2 separate regions of the Mus musculus genome follow, and region 1 is linked to region 2. A link is a loop called in an ENCODE intact Hi-C map of the cell type or tissue named here. Cell type or tissue: gastrocnemius. All regions are shown on one strand.

Region 1 (2,500 bases), 70 kb after region 2:
TGACTCTTCCTTGGTAGTTGCACATCCTAGTCAATTTAAGAAAGTGAGCTTGTGCCATAAGGGATATGATCTGTATGTTTCATGCATTGTTTCTTATTTCTGTATGTACCACATTGACTGAAAATGTAATCTTATCTAGATGCACAGGGACTGTGAGAACAAGTCTTCTGTTTGCCCTTGTATCCAGCTACACTTCATGCTTAGCTTCTCCTTCTTAAGGAGAAGAGGTGGAGGAATGTCAGAGAATAGTTCCATGCCTCACCTTTCTTTTTTGCAGTCCATACTATGGCACATTGCTAATTTTCTTCATTTTCAATTTGTGTAGCAAGCATTGGGCCTGAAAAAAAAAAGAGTGACTTTTTGTTATATCTTGCTATGTTTTATATGTTTGGCATTTAAATGAACTTGGAATGATTTTTTTCCCTACTTTTGTAATTGCAAATGTATTTCTAGTACACTAGAGAATAAGCTGGCTTTCCTGAACCAGCCAGGAGAACTTTTGCCCATTTACAATATTATTTCTGGGGGGAAAATGATTTTGATTACTTAAAATACTACAAAGAAATGTACTTTTGAAATGTCCATCTGACAGTTGAATAGTGTTAAACTCATTGATGCTGACAAGGAAACTGTCAGCTGAGAGAGACACTAGAAGTTTCTCTGGGCAGCTCCGATGCAACACTACAGCACTGCTAATTTTAGTCAAGATAAGTCCAGCTAGAATTTCTCCTTTTTTCATTTGTTTGTTAAGCCACGGTTGTGGGTTTATCTTTGGACTTTAAATATTCAGCTTTTTATTGGAATTTGTTCAGTTGGGAATTGGTAACCACAGCACAGATAGTACATGGGAAGTATATTTTAAAACGCATGGGTAAAGGTCTAACTTAAAGCTTCAGAAAACACAGGTTTAATTTTTGGCTAATATAACTTTGGCTATATTTTTTTTATTCGGAATTTGTCATGGTTTAAATGTAAAGTTTTTGAATTGTATAATATATTCATGTACCATAACATAAGCATATTTGTTTATGTTAGTGTCCAAATTTAGGGACAAATCTGCACACCCCCCCCCCCCCCCCCGTGTCCTTGGCATGTGCTCAGGCTGAGGGTGTAACAGTTTGGCACTGATTGTATAACTCAGTCAAACTAGATTTTTTTCTCTCCTGCAGTTGACAAATATTCATTATATGCCTATGAATAAAGCACCTGGGTAATAGGCTGAGGTCCATGAAACAGATGTTGAGCAAAACAATCCCAAGACATACTCTAGGAAGCTCACTCTCTCTTAGAGAGAACAGATTTTAAGCAGTGTCAACAAGGTAGGAGGAGGGTGATTCCTGGCAGAAAAGCATGCAGCTGGAATAGTTTGCAAGGATCCAGGCCTAAGTGAAAGGGTCCCAGCTCTGCCCTCCCCGACCTCAGTGCTCAGAGGCAATAGTGGGAAAAGGAAGAAGAGCAAGCACCTTGTGGAAAGAGGCTACGACATGTAGCTCTTGTGAGTACCTCTCAGAGGAACTAGGGTGTGAGGAGAAGGAAAAAAAAATGAACTTGATTCTTGAATACCACCCATTGGGAAATATCTATTAAAGCACTTGTCACATAAATGAAAACAAAAATCCAAAGCATGGTAGCATTTCAGACAGTGTTGATGACAGGAAAAGTGTTTTGTTTATTTAAGGGCCAGTGATGTCACACAAAACTTTCTAGGTCAAGCTGAGGTTTCTGAGGCTATTTGGAGGCAGCTTAGCTGGTCAGAGGTTGAGCTCTATTTTAAGCTTATGCAGCAGGAAGAACACTGGTGAACAGGCAGGCATCGGAAAAAGCATGAAAACAAAACAAAATCACGGTTGGAACCCATGGAGGCTCTCCGGTGGCAGGTGTGGACAAACCTCTGTTTTCCTTTTCTTTTTCTTTTCCCTTTTCTTTTCCTTTTTCTTTTTCTTTTCTTTTTTTATTAAATATTTTCTTTATTTACATTTCAAATGCTATCCCAAAAGTTCCCTATTCCCCCGGTCCCCGCCCTGCTCCCTTACCCACCCACTCCTACTTCTTGGCTTTGGCATTCCCCTGTATACAAAGGTAGAAGATCAAGTGTGTGTGTGTGTGTGTGTGTGTGTGTGTGTGTGTGTGTGTGTGTGTGTATGTGTGTGTGTGTGTGTGTGTGTGTGTGTGTGTGTGTGTGTGTGTGTTGTAAACTTACAGGCTTAAGTGTGTAGGAGTGGATAGTGGATAGTCAGAAATATCTTCTACTATGAAAGGAATGTTTTCACATTAGAAAGAAATTGACTTAGTATTTGGGTATGAGAATGTTCTAACTGGTTTAGAATTAGATAAGTATTCTAGATTAAACCCTAGGACAGATAACTAGACTAGATTCTTCTCTGTGAAGGTAATAAAAACATTAGAGCACCTGAGTAATTTTTCTTGAAGTAATAGAAATGGATGAGATTTCACTTATTCATGAATAATCATTAATTGATTCACTTCTTCAAAGATATTT
Region 2 (2,500 bases):
TGTCTGATGCCACCACCCTTAGTAAAGGGTTCTGAATCGGATGTTCTCCAAGCCACAAAGAAATTGGGTACATATGACAAGACTTTGTACTTTAAACTTCACCCATCATGGATGGCAAAGTAACCCTCACCCTACCACAGCAACTGTCTGTCGAGGAAGGGAGACCAGGGAGAGAAAAACAAAAAGCAAAACGAACCCTAGGTCCAGCTTGGTTTTTAAAGGGTTACTTTCACCACTTAGCAAGGGGACAAGGAGAGATTTAATTCTTTCCAGGGTAGCACTGGTTGATTCCCTAGAGGATACTTTATGGGGTGGCACAAGCCAACCCCATCTGTGACCTGCAGATGAACACGCCAAACAGGTTTAATTAGATCAGAGACACAAAGGGCTATTGCCTCCCCTGATAACAACACCATAGCTCTAAGAGTCCACAACAGCAGGCCAAAAACACAGGAGGCAGAATGGCACCTTAATTGAATCCTTTCCCTGGCTGGCCCTTGACAATGATTTACTTGTAACCGGGGGAAGGAATTGGAGTCTAAGCCAAAGACTCCGCTTAGAGCCAGCTTCCCAAGAGGAGGTACTTGGGGATAGGGAGGGGGAGGTAGTGAAATCCTTTTGTAGCCTGTAGCCTGAGTTTGCTAAAGTATTTGCTGCACTTAATACGGGGCTGTTTGGTTTTGGTCTGCTGATCCCAGATCTTGTAGTTTCAGCAGCCTTGTGCCCCGGGAATCCCATAAAAATAAATCACTCCAGCTTCTAGGATCCCAAGCACAGCTCAGCGGGGGAAGCAGATAAGCAGTTCTCCCAGCAGACCCGAAGCGGCTCCTCCCCAATCCTCTCCGGCCTTTGTACCCTGCATCCTCCAAGCTGAGTGTAGTGAGGGATCCAGAGAGACAGAATGCAGGGCAAATGTGCTCTGAGATTTCCCCCAAGCCTGCTTGTATACGAAGGGTTAAATTTGGTCCCAGATCTGATAGGGTTGAAGCCGCAAGCAAGTTCCCACTTTACCCCACCTGGGAAAGGAAGGTGGACTGAGAGGGCCTGAAGAAAAAGCATCCCATGGCCACCCACCAGCCAATCCTACCTGCTCCCTAAGTCCCCTTCCTCCTCCCCTGTCCAAAGCCTGCAGTACATTTCACCAACTCCGCTTTTTCCAAAAGGCCCAGGAATACTAAATGGGGCCCAAGTGTTGGGGGGGGGAGAAGAGCGGGAGGAAGAGGGCGTGGCTGCAGCAAACAGCTTCCTTTTGTAGCTCTGAGCCCAGTTCAAGTATCAGTGCACGACCGAGTCTCCGTTCTCCTCCTCGGAGCCCGATGCTGGGGGACGCAGGGGGGACGGTGTAGTCCGAGTCGCGTCGCTGTCGCCCTCATCCGGCTCAGCCGGGTGCAGGTGCGTGGCGAGCTCCTGTAGCACCGCCGCGCGTCCGATCTGGTCGTTGCGCCGCTTCTCCATGATCAAGTCCTCCAGGCTCTGGAACTCGAGAGTGTGGCTGCGCTGAGCCGAGAGCTGAATCTGCAAACGGTAGGGCTGCTTGCCGATGCGCAGCTCGCCACCGATCTTGAACTCGCGTTTGCCATAGCGGCACCAGGCCGCAAAGCTCTCGGAGTTGCGCCAGCTGAGCTCGCGCTCCTTGGCGCCCACGTGGGCCAGCGCGTTGCGCACTACAGCGCTAGGGCTCAGTGGCTTGTAGCGATACAGATCGTTGACCACGCGGCCGCGCCGGCCCTGGCTCGCATCGGTCAGGAAGCTGTTGCTCACCTCCAGCCGGTGCAAATGCACCACCTGGAAATTGCCCACGTAGACAGCCCAGTGCGGGTATTGAGCCTGCGATACAAACTCCACCAGGTCACCCGGACTGCACTTGTTGAGCAAGTTCTCCGGTGTGTAGGTGCTCAGAGCCGCCGATCCTGGCGCGAAGCTTTTCTGATAGATGCACTCATCACGATAAAACACCGAGCATTCCACCTCGTGCTGCCGCGGGTCGTAGGGCTGCGGCGGGGGCAGGGGAGGCCGATCCCCGGAGTCGGACAAAGCTCCGCCATCAAGCCCCTGGGGCGGTGGCTGAGGTTCCACATCCTCGTCGTCATTGGAGAAAATATAAGAGACTCCGATGCGGGGCCCATCGTCTCGATCCACGCCGGTCGGGTCGGCCGTGGGAACTTCCTTATAACTTAGGTGGGTCAGTTTTTCCACCTGGTTGCCCATTACGCTGTGGACTCTCGTTCACAAGACTTCAAGAGGAGAAAGCGAAACCACCGTCAGAGTCATTGGCACTGGTGCCCGGGCAGGGGCTAAAGCCACCTGTTGGAAGAGAAGACGAGGGAGATGTTTGTAGGTGCCACTCCAGAAAAAGACGTTTGTTTCTTGAAAAAGAACCGGTAGGGGCCCGAGCACCTGGAGCCATTTTAGGAGAAGTCTGGGGGACGTGCTTCCTCGCGTTTCTACACCACTAAGGTCACGATCACTGGAGACATGGCCACTCCAGCTTTCCCCTTCC

The links. A loop is a pair of places that touch in the nucleus more often than their neighbours do. Peaks named below come from ENCODE experiments on the same cell type or tissue, not always from the same donor. Only the 100,000 strongest peaks of a DNase experiment are listed, where the experiment ranks them.
Region 1: it touches region 2 in a loop (2.9-fold over the local background); 5 of 42 quality-filtered maps call a loop at or near these places.

The regions. Positions count from the first base shown.
Region 1 is chr15:60,891,461-60,893,960 of GRCm38, forward strand. No RefSeq gene overlaps it. Among named protein-coding and RNA genes, the nearest start is that of A1bg, 29 kb to the right of the region's middle. In gastrocnemius, no CTCF peak of the experiment used is centred here; no DNase peak of the experiment used is centred here; H3K4me3 peaks cover 1,022 bases; H3K27ac peaks cover 1,671 bases.
Region 2 is chr15:60,821,688-60,824,187 of GRCm38, forward strand. It overlaps Lratd2 (LRAT domain containing 1), which reads right to left. Exons shown (of 2, transcript NM_001162926.1): 2 at 1-2,304. The coding sequence starts at 2,208. The coding sequence ends at 1,276. It overlaps 9930014A18Rik (RIKEN cDNA 9930014A18 gene), which reads left to right and starts at 1,278. Exons shown (of 3, transcript NR_030696.1): 1 at 1,278-2,500. In gastrocnemius, a CTCF peak has its summit at 1,410; DNase peaks (open chromatin) are centred at 493, 859, 1,479, 2,114 and 1 more place; H3K4me3 peaks cover 2,500 bases; H3K27ac peaks cover 2,405 bases.